2 separate regions of the Homo sapiens genome follow, and region 2 is linked to region 1. Evidence: read pairs that join two places in POLR2A ChIA-PET (ENCODE). Cell type or tissue: Caco-2. All regions are shown on one strand. Links, peaks and the distances in the headings refer to the core of each region. The heading gives the core; the rest is flanking DNA.

Region 1 (8,332 bases), core at 284-8,283:
ACTCAGACCCCTCAAGAGGAAAGGGTGGCCTCCTTCACCAGGAAGCCGGCGCTGGTCCCGGCCCTGTCGCCGGGAACGTAAGCAACTGGGCCTCTTTTTCCTGGGCATTTATGCTGTGCCAGGCACTGCCCGAGGGGGTTGTATTTCTTCATATATTTATTCCCTTCTCTTCTGGTACCTGCCATCCACCTCTTCTCACCCCCACTCAAAGGCAGCCATTCTGTCACTTTGTGTCTTTTTGCTGGAATGTGTCCCTGCAAAACACATGTGGCTACTTTGTGGCATGAACACTTGTGTGAAGGGTTTTGTAGCTGTGGCTCATCCACGGTCCTTTCTATGAGCAGTCCCCAGTCTCAGCCGCCCAGTCCCTGGGGTAGACACCCAAGTGACCCCCAACCTGCCCCACCACAGATAAGGTGAGCTGCCACCTCCTTGCACCCTCTAGGGCTGGTGTGAGGATGTCTCTGGGACTTTGGCTTGAGAGTAGGTTGTAGGGGATGGGGGGACTAATTTGACTAAGTACCAGGTGCTCTACAGAAAGGCTGTCCCGTCTCCACTCACACCAGCTGTGCCCAAGGGTTTTATATCCCATATCTTCCACCACCGCTTGGTACTATTCACCATTTTTTTTTTTTTTTTTTTTTGAGACAGAGTCTTGCTCTGTCGCCCAGGCTGGAGTGCAGTGGTGCAATCTCAGCTCACTGCAACCTCCACCTCCTAGATTCAAGCAATTCTCGTGCCTCAGCCTCCCGAGTAGCTGGGACTACAAGTGCCCACCACCATGCCTGGCTAATTTTTGTATTTTTAGTAGACACGGAGTTTCTCCATGTTGGCCAGGCTGGTCTCGAACTCCTGACCTCAGGTGATCTACCTGCCTTGGCCTCCCAAAGTGCTGGGATTTCAGGCGTGCACCAACACACCTGGCACTATTCACCTTTTAAATTTTTTTTTAATTTTGAAATACTTTCAGACTTAGAGAAAAGTTACAAATACTTCAAATATTTCCCAAATGTTTTCATTTTACTACATTTGATGTATCATATTCTCCTTCTTTCTCTCTCTCTCTCTCCACAGACACACACACACACACACACACACGCACATGTGTCGTTTTTTGTTTGTTTGCTTTTTGAGACAGGGTCTCTCTGTCACCTTTTTAATTAGCCAGGCGTGGTGTTGCACATTTGTAGGCCCAGCTACTCAGGAGGCTGAGGTGGGAGGATCGCTTGAATCCAGGAGTTCGAGGCTATAGTGAGCAGGTATCATGCCACTGCACTCCCTCCTGGGCAACAGAGCGAGACACCATCTCCAAAGAAAAAAAAAAAGAAAAAAAAACAAAACAAAAAGATGTCTGCGGTTGGGCATGGTGGCTCATGCCTGTAATCCCAGCACTTTGAGAGGCCAAGGCGGGTGGATCACGAGGCCAGGAGTTCAAGACCAGCCTGGCCAACATGGTGAAACCCTGTCCCTACTAAAAATACAAAAATTAGCCGGGCGTGGTGGTGGGCGCCTGTAATCCCAGCTACTCGGGAGGCGGAGACAGGGGAATCGCTTGAACCCGGGAGGCAGAGGTTGCTGTGAGCCGAAATTGTGCCACTGTACTCCAGCTTGGACAACAGAGCGAGACCCTGTGTCAATAAATAAATAAATAAATAAATAAATAATGTGACCTGTTAATGTGAGTTACATATTTAATTTAAAATTGTCTAGACTGACCAGCCTGTGCAACATAGTGAGACTCCATCTCTATGAAAAAATTTAAAAATTAACTGGACATAGTGGTGCCTGCCTGTAGTCTCAGATACTTGGGAGGTGAGGCAGGAGGACTGCCTGAGCCCAGGACTTCAAGGCTCCAGTGAGCTATGACTGCACTCCAGCCTCGGTGACAGAGCAAGACCTTGTCTCTAAAAATAAATATTTTCTTTTTTGAGACAGAGTTTTGCTCTTGTTGCCTGGGCTGGAGTGCAATGACACTATCAGCTCATCGCAACCTCCATCTCCCGGGTTCAAGCGATTCTCCTGTCTCAGCCTCCCGAGTAGCTGGGATTACAGGCATGCACCACCACACCTGGCTAATTTTGTATTTTTAGTAGAGGCGGGGTTTCTCCATGTTGGTCAGGCTGGTCTCAAACTCTCAACCTCATGTGATCCATCCACCTTGGCCTCCCAAAGTGCTGGGATTACAGGCGTGAGCCACCGCACCCGGCTTCTTTTTTTTTTTTTTTTTTAATTTTTTGAGACAGAGTCTCACTCTGTTGCCCAGGCTGGAATGCAGTGGTGCTATCTCTGCTCACTGCAACCTTCACCTCCCAGGTTCAAGCGATTCTCCTGACTCAGTCTCCTGAGTAGCTGGGATTACAGGCGCCTGCCACCACGCCTGGCTAATTTTTTTTGTATTTTTAATAGAGACAGTGTTACACCATTTTGGCCAGGCTGGTCTCGAACTCATGACCCCAGGTATTCCACCTGCCTCAGCTTCCCAAAGTGCTGGGATTACAAACATGAGCCACTGCACCCCGCCAAGGGTTGTAGTTCTTAAAGTCTTTCTTTATCAGGCATATAAGAATGAGACCCCTCTCTTCATGGTCTGCCTCTATTTGTGAAGGTTTTCTTAACATTAGTGACACCAGGCCAGGCGCGGTGGCTCACGTTTGTAATCCCAGCACTTTGGGAGGCTGAGGAGGGCGGATTACGAGGTCAGGAGATCGAGACCACGATGAAACCCCGTCTCTACTAAAAATGCAAAAAATTAGCTGGGCGTGGTGGCGGGTGCCTGCAGTCCCAGCTACTCCAAGAGGCTGAGGCAGGAGAATGGTGTGAAGCTGGGAGGCGGAGCTTGCAGTGAGCCGAGATCGCACCACTGCACTCCCTCCTGGGCAACAGAGCGAGACTCCATCTCAAAAAAAAAAAAAAAAAAAAAAAAAAAAACATTAGTGACACCATTTTGATTCTGACAACTGTCACACATTTTTTTATTGTGGTAAAATATTTAACAGAATATTTATATTTTTCACCATTATTAAGTGTACAATTCAGTGGCATTAAATGCATTCACACTAGGCACAGTGGCTCACACCTGTAATCCCAGCACTTTGGGAGGCCAAGGCGGGAGAATTACTTGAGCCCAAGTGTTCAAGACCAGCCTGGGCAACATAGCGATACCCCCATCTCTACAAAAAAATACAAGAAAAATCAGCCAGGCGTGGTGGCACGCACCTGTAGTCCCAGCTACTCGGGAGGCTGAGGTGGGAAAATCACTTGAGCACGGGAGGTCGAAGCTGCAGTGAGCTAGGATTGCACCACTGCAGTCCAGCCTGGGCAACAGAATAAGACCTTGTCACAAAAAACAAAGAAAAGAAAAAAAATTCACAATGCTGTATACTCGTCATAACTCTCTGTATCCAAAACTTTTCCATCATCCCCAACACAAACTCTGTCCTCATTCAACAATTCCCCCCTCTCTCCAGGTAATCTCTATTCTATTTTCCATCTCTCAGAATCTGCCCATCCCAGGTACCTCATACAACATTGTCCTTCTGTGTCTGGCTTCTTTCACTGAGCACAATGTTTTCCAGGTCCATAGGTGTTGTGGTCTGTGTTGGAATGTTCTTCCTGGGACAAAACAAGGCCTGTCTGACTCCAGGGCTGCCCCCGATCCCCCACGCCCACCTGCCTGTCCCCTCTGCAGGCCTCAGTGCTTCTGTCTGTAGGAAGGGAAGGGCTGGGCGGCCTGCTGGGCTGGTCACCTGCCACCTTGCCGTCAGCGCCTTCCCTCGCGTTAATCACTGTTCAGCCAGAAAACCGAAACCCCTGAACACCGCAACAGAGACTCTCCCACAGGGAACGGGTTACAGAGACGACGGTGGAGGCAGAGGCCGAACGGGATGGGGAGGACGCTCCGAGAAAGAAATCGCAGCCGCAGAGAGCCACTGCCACCTCTAAGCTGGAGGGGCTGGTAAGGTTGCTGTAGCCCAGGGCCTGCGTCACTCCGCAAAGCGGGAGGCACAGGGGCCTGTCCCGGGGCGCTCCCCGACCGGGGCCTCCCGTTGGCCAATAGGAACTCACCGGACGCGAGCCTGGGAAAGGCGCCGCAGGGTCAGCTCTGGGATACACAGAGCAGAGCTGCAGAGGGCGGAGCTTGGATCGGAAGGCAAAGAGCCCCCGCCCCCGCCCGACAGACCCTCCCTCCCTGGTCAACTCCTACCAGGCAGCCCCCACTGTGGCTCCAAGCCCTGGCTTCTCGGACCCAGCTTCCTTCTGTCCCGCTGGCCTAGGGTGGAGCGCCTCCAGCTGTGGCCAATGCTTCACCTGGCCTTTCTGCATCTCGGCTCGTCCGTCCTCTGTGTAAGCAATGCCTGTATTCCATCCCTTCTGTCTGAAATGCCTAGGGTGGTCTCCCTCTTCCAGACTGGCCCCCAATGAGACACCAGTGGTGCTGTCGTTTACAGAGTGGCCACAGTGCTACCACGGGAGGTTAGTGGATGGCTGAGTCATGAACCAGAAAGGAGGGCAGAAGTGAGGTGAGATGGGTCCCCAAGGCAGGGCCACTCCGTGGTAAGTGCAGGATCTCAAGGCAGACCCTGAGCTTTACAGAGACGTTGAGTGGCCACAATCAGGCCCCCAGCTCAGCCAGTGGACGGGCTCCATGTGGCACTGGGCCAAAGAAACCAGCCTCCACTGAGGGCCTCCTGTGTGCCCAGCTGTATTCCCACGTCAACCCCATCTCAGCTGGCAGGGCTCACCGTAATAGAGGACTGCAGACTGTGTGGTTTAATCAACAGAGATTGTTGTCAAGGTGTGAGCGGGGCTGGCTTCTCCCGCAGCCTCGCTCCGGGGCTTGTAGATGGCCGCCTTCTTGCTCTGGGCTCACATGGCCCTCCCTCTGTTTGTGTCTGTGTCCACATTTCCTCTTCCTATGAAGACAACGATTATATTGGATTAGGGTCCACCCTAATGACCTCATTTTTACTTAATTACCTTTTTTTTTTTTTCAAGAGGGAGCTTCACTCTGTGACCCAGGCTGGAGTGCAGTGGCGGGATCTCGGCTCACTGCAACTCCCGCCTCCCGGCTTCCAGCAATTCTCCTGCCTCAGCCTGCCGGGTAGCTAGGATTACAGATGTTCACCACCATGCCCAGCTAATTTTTGTATTTTTCCTAGAGATAGGGTTTCACCATGTTGGCCAGGCTGGTCTCGAATTCCTGACCTCAAGTAATCTGCCCACCTCCACCTCCCAAAGTGCTGGGATTACAGGCGTGAGCCGCTGTGCCTGGCCACTTAATTACCCCTTTAAAGGCCTTATTTCCAAATACAGTAACATTCTGAGGTACTGGGGGTTAGAATCTCAACATAATTATTTGGAGGAGGTCATCATTCAGCCTGTGACACCCCCCAGTTTCACAAGGTGGGCATTATCGGCCCTGTTTTCCAAATGAGGAAACTGAGGCCCAGAGAGTGGCTCACCCAAGGCCACCCAGAGCTGGGTCTCCTCAGGTCCAGGGCTCCCCACCCCCCACACCATGAGCAGGGCTGCTGCTCCACCTGCCAGCCCAGGGAATCTTCTGTCACTCTCTGTGACTGCCGCAGACCCTGGGAAACGGATTCCAATCCCTCTTCCTTTCGTTCCCTCTGCTGTGTGTAATAAGATGATGACCCACCATTTATTGGCCCTTTCCTATGTGTGAGGCTCTTCCACTAGCATTTCTCATGCATTCCATACACACACACGACACGGCTCCTCTGGCTCTGCTCAAGCCTCCTCAGAGATGCCCTCCTCACACACCCCACTTGTAACAATGCCTCCACCCACACCAGCACGCCTCCTGCTTTATTTTCGTTTGTAGTGTCATAAATACCTGAAATTAGGCTGGATACGGTGGTTCACGCCTGTAATCCCGCCACTGGGAGGCCGAGGTGGGTAAATTACTTGAGGCCAGGAGTTCGAGACTAGCCTGGGCGACATGGAAAAACCCCATCTCTACTAAAATACAAAAATTAGCCGACTACTAAAATACAAAAGTTAGCCGACATGGTGGTGTGTACCTGTAGTCCCAGCTACTTGGCAGGCCAAGGCATGAGAATCACTGGAACCCAGGAGGTGGAGGCTGCAGTGACTGAGATGGCACCAGTGCACTCCAACCTGGGTGACAAACTGAGACTCTGTCTCAAAAATAAATAAATAAATAAAAATAATACCTGAGATTATATCACATGCATGCTTATTGGTTTGTTGTGTTCTCTGCACTAGACTGTAAGCTCCAGGAGGGCAGGACCCAGGCCTCATCCCCTGCTGTATCCCTGGCACCTAGATGAGATTGTCAGTCACTGACATCTTTATTGAAATGTTGTTTCAATAAATTATTAAATAAATTAGTTCTTTCACCCAGCCCTCACCAATAATCTGTAACACGGGCCTTAGGATCCTTATTTTATTTTATTTTTTTTGAGACAGAGTCTTGCTCTGTCTCCCAGGCTGGAGTGCAGTGGCGTGATCTCAGCTCACTGCAACCTCTGCCTCCCAGGTTCAAGTGATTCTCTTGCCTCAGCCTCCCGAGTAGCTGGGATTACAGGCACACGCCACCACACCCAGCTAATTTTTGTATTCTTAGTAGAGATGGGGTTTCACCATGTTGGCCAGGCTGGTCTCGAACTCTTGACCTTGTGATCTGCCCGCCTCAGCCTCCCAAAGTTCTGGGATTAAAGGCATGAGCCACCGCACCTGGCCCAGAATCCTTATTTTACAGAAGAAGAAAGTGAGGCTCAGAGAAAGTCCCAAATCCACCCAGGCTCACCCAGCTAGTAAGTAGTGAAGCTGGAATTTGAACCCAAGTCTATGCTTGCAACCTCCACACCCAGGCCACCTCCTTGCCTTGACCTTCCTTCCAAATCTCTCCCTGCTCTGTGCCTTCCCAAACCACCCTCACACAATTGCCCCGAACCTCTCTTCTTCTAGAAATTCCCAATACGTAACCAAGCTGGGCTGCAGTATCCCTTTGTGCCAGCAGGTGTCACCAGAGAATCCAGAAAGCCATAGTCCGCGGTCTTGCACTCCAGAGCACAGTTCATACTCTGATTTACTTAATCACTTTTAAGGATATTTCCAAGTTTTTGCTCCACAAAGGAAGGTGCAGCTGCATCCTGGCACCTGTGTTCATGTGCTATGTGGTGAGAATTTCCCTGGGAATGGATTCCTAGAAATGCAATTGCAAAAGAGCAAAAATAACTTTAAATTGCATAGATTTAAAGATTTGCTAAGCCGGGTTTACAACTGAGAAATGTGAGACCCAGAGAGGGCACATGGGTGGCTCAGGGGCACACAGCTAGCTAGTGGAAAGGCCAGATTTAGAACTAGTAGTACTAGCTCCTCTGGGCCAGGCGCGGTGGCTTACACCTGTAATCCCAGCACTTTGGAAGGCCAAGGTGGGCAAATCACTTGAGCCAAAGAGTTCGAGACCAGCCTGGTAGAGTGAGACCTTGTCGTTAAAAAAAATACAGAAAAAAAATCAGCCAGGCACGGTGGTACACACCTGCAGTCCTAGCACTTTTGGAGACCAAGGTGGGCAGATCACTTGAATCCTGGAGTTTGAGATCAGCCTGGGCAACATAGTGAGACCATGTCTCTATAAAAAATACATATATATATCTCCAGCTGTGGTGGCACACATCTGTAGTTCCAGCTACTCAGGAGGCTGAGGTGAGAGGACTGCTGGAGCCCAAGAGGTCAAGGCAGCAGTGAGCCGTGATCACACCACTGCACTCCAGCCTGGGCAACAGAGCGAGACCCTGTGTCAGAAAGAACTAGCCTCCAGCCATGAATATTTCTACTGCACCTGGACGTTGCTCCCACCTAGGCTAAGGCAGAGTCTTTGTGCATGAATCTGTATGGGGGCCTGGATCTGACTGCTTCTTTGGTTATTCAATCATCCATTTATTCATTAGACAAACTACAATGGTGGGATACAGGCTCCATGCTGTAAGAAAGGTTCAAATAACAACTGCCTCCTAGTCAAAAAGTAGTTTGTTTTCCTCTCTCATATTAATCTGAATGAAAGTGATCCAGAGCTGCATAGTTGCTTTACGGTGTCAGGAACCCAGTCTTTTGCTATCTTGCGCTCTTTTTGTTGAAGACAACTGGCAGTTTTCATCTTATGGTCCAAAATGGCTGCCCAAGGCTGGACACAGTGGCACATGCCTGTAATCCCAGCACTTTGGGAGTCCAAGGTGGGCGGACCACTTGAGCTCAAGAGTTCAAGACCAGCCTGGGCAACATGGTGAAACCTCATCTCTACAAAAAAAAATTAACCAAGCGTGGCGGCAGGTGCCTGTTGTCCCAG
Region 2 (8,332 bases), core at 197-8,196, 70 kb after region 1:
TTTGTTTGTTTGTTTTTTGTTTTTTTGTTTTTTTGTTTTTTGTTTTTTTTGACGAGTCTCTGTTGCCCAGGCTGGGCTGCAGTGGCATGATCGCAGCTCACTGAAACCTCCACCTCCCGGGTTCAAGTGATTGTCATGCCTCAGCCTCCCAATTAGCTGGGATTGCAGGCATGTGCCACCACAACTGGCTAATTTTTGTATTTTTAATAGAGATGGGGTTTCACCATGTTGGCCAGGCTGGTCTCAAACTCCCACCTCGGCCTCTCAAAGTACTGAGATTACAGGTGTGAGCCACTGCGCCTGGCCTGTAAGAGTCCATTTTTATGTCTTCCATATTGTCACTTGATGCTGTTTCTCCAGCTGCCTTTTTGGTGTCAGATTCACACAGAAATATTGGGAATCCTAAAATTTTATGTTGATTCAATTGATTAAAGTGCTAGAGGACCAAAACATATGTTAGAGTATTCTTGGGTTTTCTCATCTGTTGTGCTTCTGTTCTTTGGCATATGTACGTTTAATTTTTTAATATATTCACTAAAATGTTTTGTTTAATGTACCGTGATTTTGAATTTAAACTCTATTTAGGATAGGATGAGCTTTTCGCTTGTCACTGATACATCCTGAAGTCTGCAGGATCTCTGAATTCCAACCATATTTGGACTTATGTCCCTGGAGTAGACCCTGAATTCTATAACTAGGGTGTGATTAGGCCATTTGGAATTAAATGCTCTTTTGTTTTGTAGAAAATATTGATGTAACTTTGTATGCAGTTTTTAAATGGTTTGAAATATTAGTAACTTGCTTTCATACATACTTTATGAAACAAAGTTCATTTTATAGTGAAGAATTCTTTGACTTATGTGATTTGGGTGAGAAACCAGTTTTCCCTTATTTTAAAAAAAATGGTAAGTTTTCCTAAAATTCTCATTTATTAAAAATAAAACTAGGCTGGGTGTGGTGGCTCATGCCTGTAATCCCAGCACTTTGGGAGGCTGAGGCAGGTGGATCACTTGAGGTCAGGAGTCTGAGACCAGCCTGGCCAACATGGTGAAACCCCGTCTCTACTAAACATATGAGAATTAACTGGGTGTCGTGGCGCGTGCCTGTAATCCCAGCCACTCGGGAGGCTGAGGCGGGAGAATCGCTTGAACCCAGAAGGTGAAGGTTGAAGTGAGCCGAGATTGCGCCATTGCACTCCAGCCTGGGTGACAGAGTGAGACTCCATCTCTAAAAATAAATTAGAAATGGTTACCAAATTTTACTTATCTCAAAATAAAAAACCTTAGGTATGTTAATTTTTTTTTTTTTTTTTTTTTTGTGCCAGAGTCTCACTGTCGCCCTGGCTGGAGTGCAGTGGCGCAATCTCGGCTCACTGCAGGCTCCGCCCCCTGGGGTTCACGCCATTCTCTTGCCTCAGCCTCCCGAGTAGCTGGGACTACAGGCAGCCGCCACCTTGCCCGGCTAATTTTTTGTATTTTTAGTAGAGACGGGGTTTCACCGTGTTAGCCAGGATGGTCTCGATCTCCTGACCTCGTGATCCGCCCGCCTCGGCCTCCCAAAGTGCTGGGATTATAGGCGTGAGCCACCGCGCCCAGCCAGGTATGTTAATTATATGGCAACAGTGTCCAATATTTTGGACCCAGTAGATTAGAGTTTACAATAGGAAATACTGCCTTTTTTTTTTTTTTTTTTGAGACGGAGTCTGGCCCTATTGCCAGGCTGGAGTGCCGTGGCGCGATCTCGGCTCACTGTAACCTCCGCCTCCCAGGTTCAAGCAATTCTCCTGCCTCAGCCTCTCGAGTAGCTGGGATTACAGGCGCGCACCACCACGCCCAGCTAATTTTTGTATTTTTAGTAGAGACAGGGTTTCACCACGTTGGCCAGGATGATCTCGATCTCCTGACCTCGTGATCCGCCTGTCTCAGCCTTCCAAAGTGCTGGGATTACAGGCATGAGCCACCACGCCTGGCCTGATACTGCCATTTCTTCAACCAGCAAACATTTATTGATATTGAGTATCATTATATGCCAGACAGCATACCAGATTCTGGGGAGGCGGGATTGAATGAGTCACAGCTCTGACTTGAGAAACTTAGAGAGTGAGTCAGACAATAAAAAAGGAAGAAAATCAAATGTAAAGAAAACATACCACACATGCCTGTGTGGAAGTAAAGGTGTTTGGGACCGGGACCGGGGTCTCTGAGAGGGCCTCTCCTGACTGCCTGGCTTCTAATTAAGCTTTATAGCTTTTAAAATTATTATAGTCAGGCCGGGTGCAATGGCTGATGCCTGTAATCCCAGCACCTTGGGAGGCCAAGGCGGGCAGATCACTTGAGGCCAGGAGTTTGAGACCAGCCTAGCCAACATGGTAAAACCCCGTCTCTACTGAAAATGCAAAAATTAGCTGGGCGTGGTGGCAGGCGCCTGTAATCCCAGCTACTTGGGAGGCTGAGGTGCAAGAAACACTTCAACACAGGAGACCGAGGTTGCAGCGAGCCAAAATCACACCACTGCACTCCAGCCTGGGTAACAGAGTGGGACTCTGCCTCTTAATATATAACTGTTCTTAGGCTTTAAAATTCATACTAAGCCCCTTTAATAATCCTTATAATGTTAGACTCCCAGATAATGGTGCTGTGAATGTTTCTCTCTTGTATTTTCAAAAATAAACCAGATTAGAATTTTGTGACATTGAGCGTTGTTCATTCTGAAATACTGTTCCTAGCTAATACCTAGTCATTCATTAATTCTTTCAATAAGTATTTGGGTGCTTACTCTAGAGGGCAAAACACCCTGACACATTGGAGATTCAGCAGTGAACAAAACAGATGAAGTTTTACTCTCATGGAGCTTATGTTCAGATGGGAGACAGACAAGAAACAACCAATAAAGTGAAAATGAATATATTTACAATGTCGAGTGGCAATGAGTACTATGAAGAAAAATAAGGCAAGATAAGGGAATGGACAGTTAGACCCTTGGTTGAGGACAAGGGAACCAGTCAGCCATTCACAGCTCTGGGACAGAGAATTCCAGGGTGAGGGACTCACAAATACAAAGGCGGGATGTAAGGATGCCTCTTCAGAAACTTAGAGAAGGACTGGTGTAGCTGGAGGAGGATGGGGGAGCAAGGCAGAGTGGCACAAAATGATGTTGGCGAAGCAGGTGGGGCTCTCTCGGCCAGGTGACAAGTTTGGGTGGATTGCGGGTGCAACGGGAGGCCAAGAGTAGGCTTCTGGTAGGAGAGCGAGGGCACCTAGTTTACCTTTAAGAGGATCGTCGGCCGAGCACGGTGGCTCACACCTGTAATCCCAGCACTTTGGGAAGCTGAGGCCAGCGGATCACCTGAGGTCGGGAGTTCGAGACCAGCCTGACCAACATGGAAAAACCCCGTCTCTACTAAAAATACAAAATTAGTCAGGCATGGTAGCGCATGTGGGAGGTAATATATCCATTACTCTGACCTGTCTTTTAAAAACAGAGTGGTAGACCAGGTATCCTTACGTTAGTGATTCTGGGTCATGACACCCCAAGATCATTGGTGAGAGTACAATGAACATGCAAGGATGCATACAAGGTTGCTTTTGTGTTTGTTTTTTAGAAAATGAGGTTTGCAGACCTTTTGTCCTTTTTTACTCGATTTAAAAAATTTTCAACAGGTATTTATCTGAAGTACTGGGTACAGGCCAGTTTTTTTGTTTTTTGTTGTTGTTGTTTTTTGAACTACCACCACAGTCATGCAAATGAATATGAGCTGTTGAATTAATTACCCTATCTTCTACATCTCTTCTACTTCCCATCACGCAGGCCTATAAGAAGTTTGATGCCACATGTTCGGTCACAGTGTTTGCTCTAGGCAAATGCTTCTGGCTCTATATCCTGAGACGTTAGCAGTAGCACACCCCAAAGCTGATCATTACCTAGGAGACTTGGATATGCCTTATCTCTTGCCCTACTCTGAGCCTTTTGCAGCTCCCCCCGATTACCCTTAAGGTAAAGTCCAGTAGTAACATGGCTCCAACCTCTTCATCTTTTGTCAGATTTCAGAGAAGGCTGTGAGCCCTCAAAGGCTAAGTAACAGTGTCCTCTGGTAGGTTCTGTTTCTCGTGCTTTGATATGGTTTTATTTCATTGCCCTTTGTGTATATCTTGTTTCCACACTGACACCTTAGACTGTGTTAGGGAGACCCCAGTTTTTATTTTGTTCATAGCCCCTAGATTGTCTAGCAAAGTGCTGGATAGGTATTGGATAACTATCACACTGAGAGAAGGTGTGTGTGCCTATATGTTACTGATAATTTATGTATAGGGAAATTTTGACAAGCAGGTAAAAAGCCAAGCAAACTTTTTTTCACTGTGGTCCTGAAATGTGTAAAATTTTTTTTTTTTTTTTTTTTTTTTTGCTTATAAATGTGAAGTCCAGTTCTATACACATTAAACATCATGAGAATTGCTTGAACCTAGGAGGCAGAGGTTGCAGTGAGCTGAGATTGCGTCATTGCACTCCAGCCTAGGGAACAAGAGCGAGACTTTGTCTCAAAAAAAAAAAAAAAAAAAGTTCTTTGAGGTCTTCAATGATTTTGAGAGTATAAAGCATTCTTGAGAGCAAAAGGTTTGAGAACTGCTGTTCAAATGAAATAAATGTTTATTGTAATTGTTCAGTAGATAGCAGTTATAGATATTTATATGTATATCACAACTCCTAGTTGCAATACAGATAGATATTGGCCAGTCCAAAGTTTTTCATTTATTAAACTGTTTCTGGTGCTGGCTTTACAACTTGAGTCAGAATCAAATTGTCCTATAATGCAGGAACAAAAGAAAGCTGACCTTTCCCTCTGTGGGTCTCAATTCCTGTTCCAAATCCTAGCCTAAAATAAATTGACCTGACTTATTTCTTTGGTTCAGTTGTATGTGTGGGCTTTGCACACTTGTTTTTAAGTAATCGAATATCTAATCCAGTAGAAATGTATGTTGGAAGTATAGGATTAATTACTAATATATTTTGCCCTACTTCACAAGTAAAAATTAAATATCAGAAAATTATAACTTGAATTCACTGTTTTGAAACTAATAGCAACAAGCTTGTGATATTTGAATGTTAGGATTTCCTAATCAGATCTGATTGTTAGGTGAAAAGGTAACCTTTCAGCCATAGAGAAGTTCTTTGCTTAAGTTTGCAAGAGGAATAGTCCTACTATAAATAGTCCAGCTGACATTTAAATACCTGACATAAGAAACTAACACATTTTTTTGTCTTGCCAAAAAGAGCAACTCAAAATAGAGGTCACTTGTGTAATACAGCTTCCATTCAGTAATGAAGGGCTTAACTGTAGAAGCTGTTATACTTTGCCATTTATTTGACAGTCTTAACACTTTTTTTTTTTTGGAGATGGAGTCTTGCTCTGTCACTCAGGCTGGAGTGCAGTGGTGCAACCTCAGCTCACTGCAACCTCTGCCTCCAGGGTTCAAGCAATTTTTCTGCCTCAGCCTCCCGAGTAGCTGGGACTACAGGTGCACACCACCACGCCCGGCTAATTTTGTATTTTTAGTAGAGACGGAGTTTCATCATACTAGCCAGGCTGATCTTGAACTCTTGACCTCATGATCCACCCACCTCGGCCTCCCAAAGTGCTGGAATTACAGGTGTGAGCCACCGCGCCCCGTCTTTTTTTTTTTTTTTTTTTTAAATAGAGACAGGTTCTTGCTCTGTTGCCCAGGCTGGAATGCAGTGGCGTGATCATAGCTCACTACAGACTTGACCTTCCAGGCTCAAGCAGTCCTCCTGTCTCAGCCTCCTAAGCAGCTGGGACTACAGGTGTGCACCACCACACCCAGCTAATTTATTTATTATTTTTTGTTTATTTTTGGTTTTTGAGACAGGGTCTCACTCTGTCGCCCAGGCTGGAGTGCAGTGGTGCAGTCTCGCCTCACTGCAACCTCCGCCTTCCTGGCTCAAGTGACCCTCCCCTCTCAGCCTCCTGAGTAACTAGGACTACAGGTGGGCACCACCATGCCCAGCTAATTCTTGTATTTTTTTGTAGACATGAGATTTCTCCATGTTGCCCAGGCTGATCTCGAACTCCTGGCCTCAGACGATTGTCTTGGCCTCTCAAAGTGCTGGGATTACAGGTGTGAGCTGCCATACCCAGCTGACCAAGTTTTAGTAACATTAAAATCATTGTCCATTAAAAGTTAGTCACTTAAGGAATGCCGTTAAGTGAGATTCCTACTCAGAGAAGAACCCTTGATCCTTATTGAGATGAAGTGCTGGACAACCAAAGCCCTAAAGAAGCTGAGGGAGCTTGGCTTATGGATTCCTAGGGGAAGGAGCCTTCTGGACAGCAGGAATGACAGTCGCACAGGCCCTGGGTAGGTCCTTGCGTGGGGGTGCAGTTGAAATGGTTCCTAATTGGTTTTTTGTTATGCAAATAACATGGGATTGTTGTAAAAAAATCAGGAAATAGAGAAAGTAGGGGGAATCATCCATAATTCTTTTACCCAGAGATAACAGCTGTTAACATCTTGTTCTGTATCCTTACCAACTCTATAAAGCTCCTTAAGATGTCACTTATCATCTATATGAGTTTGCTAGTGCTGTCATAACAAAATACCATAGACTGGGTGGGGCTTAAACAACAAATTTCTCACAGCTCTAGAGACCAGAAGCCCAAGATCAAGGTGTCAGCAGGTTTTGTCACATTCTGAGGTACTGGGAGTTAGGACTTAAGTATATAAATTTGAGGGGAACACAGTTCAGCCCAGCCCATAGCACGATCTGTGAACAAGTACCTCAGTCATCAGCCTTCCTATCAATATGATTCTTTTGATGTTCATTTTTATTAGTGCAGGCTTGTAAATTAACCAGTAGTAATGTAGTGACTTTTCCCCCGCTAGCCTAATTAGGATTATTAAAGATTTAGATTGAACCCTTTCTGAACAATAGTTGTGTTGTCTGGCTTTTTGCCTATAATGTCACCACTATCTTTCAGTTTTATGTTTGCTACAGGAGACTTAATCCAGTATAGCTGAATAATCCAGTTGGCTGCTGTGCAGATGAAAATGCCAGTGTTTTCCAAACAAGCAGTTCAAGTATGCTTGCAGGTTTTGCTGTTTCCTTTCAAATACCATATGTAGTACTATTTAATATTTTTCTTGTAATCAACTGACTCTTTTGCTTACATTTATTTTAAAGGAAACTTTTACCATTATTATAAATGGGAAGTTAGTATATTACTTACCCTAAATAAGTTATTCTTAAACATAAATACGTGACTGTAAAACGAAGTGTTCAATCACATACCACCGAAAGTCCTCTAACATACCACTACCAACTCTGTCCTTCAGTTGCTTGGACCAAAAACCTGGGAGCTGTAGTTGACTCTTGTCTCTCACACCTCACAGGCAACCTGATAGCAAATCTCCACAGCTCAGACCTCTGAAATGCCTAGAATTACGCCACTCCTCACTACTTTCCTGCTATCACCCTGGTCCAAACGGGTATTATCTTTTGCTAGGATTATTGCAGTAGCCTCCTAGCTGCTTCTGCCCTTGCTCCCTTCACTCTCATCCTCACACAGCAGTCTGAGGGATCCTATTAAAAACAAGACAGATCATGTCACTCAGTAACAGTTGGCATCCTTAATCTCCTCTTGCTCTCTCATCTTCCTCACTTGGTTTGAGCTAAATTGGCCTCCTTGCTGTCCTTTGACACCCTAAGCAGCCTCTATTTTAGGGCCTTTGCACTTGTTTGCTCTGTCTCAAAGACTTTCTCCTCAGCTATCCATAAATCATGCCCTCTCACCTTCTTTAGGTCTTTAGTTATGACACCTGATTGCAATAACACTTTTCCTTTATCCCTCCATTTAAAAGTATAGCCCCTCCCGTATTACTCCCTCCTCCGGAACACCAGGATCTGTCATACTGTATAATTTACATATTCATTTTTGTCCATTATATGTCTTCTACTAGAATGTAAGCTGCAGGCATTTTTGTTTTATTCACTGCTTGTTCTTCAGTGCTTAGAAAAGTCCCCGATGTATACTAAGTACTCAAATATTTATTCCAATTGAATTAATGGCGTGTGTCCTACACTTTGGGAAATACATATACTGGCAACACCTCCCACAATCTGGGGTCCCTCCAGTGAGCCTCTCTTCACAGTCACATGGTTAGTCCTGTTTGTCTCTGAGAGTCTGGCCAATTGAGAGCTCAGCATTCAAGGCAGAGAACTTGAAACTTGACTGGATCCTGAGTTTTTTCCAGAGAAAATAGTGCATATGCCAGGGAAAATGGAGGAAGGAGAGACAGTCAGGATTGGTTGGGAGTGCAAC

What was found. ChIA-PET counts read pairs that join two places held together with the same protein. Peaks named below come from ENCODE experiments on the same cell type or tissue, not always from the same donor. Only the 100,000 strongest peaks of a DNase experiment are listed, where the experiment ranks them.
Region 2: POLR2A ChIA-PET joins it to region 1 with 14 read pairs; 30 of 35 experiments call an interaction of 5 or more read pairs at or near these places.

What each region holds. Positions count from the first base shown.
Region 1 is chr20:50,168,203-50,176,534 of GRCh38, reverse strand. It overlaps LINC01273 (long intergenic non-protein coding RNA 1273), which reads right to left and starts at 3,965. Exons shown (of 3, transcript NR_109943.1): 1 at 3,747-3,965; 2 at 3,518-3,612; 3 at 1-254. RefSeq lists an enhancer at 3,766-4,267. In Caco-2, for the core only: a CTCF peak has its summit at 6,984 (motif pointing right); DNase peaks (open chromatin) are centred at 2,790, 4,064, 5,820 and 6,994; H3K4me3 peaks cover 1,491 bases.
Region 2 is chr20:50,097,641-50,105,972 of GRCh38, reverse strand. All of the region lies in intron 5 of PEDS1-UBE2V1 (PEDS1-UBE2V1 readthrough), which reads left to right. The region is part of intron 1 of UBE2V1 (ubiquitin conjugating enzyme E2 V1); the gene reads left to right. Among named protein-coding and RNA genes, the nearest start is that of UBE2V1, 11 kb to the left of the region's middle. RefSeq lists an enhancer at 6,048-6,711. In Caco-2, for the core only: no CTCF peak of the experiment used is centred there; DNase peaks (open chromatin) are centred at 2,062, 3,912, 4,492, 6,302 and 2 weaker places.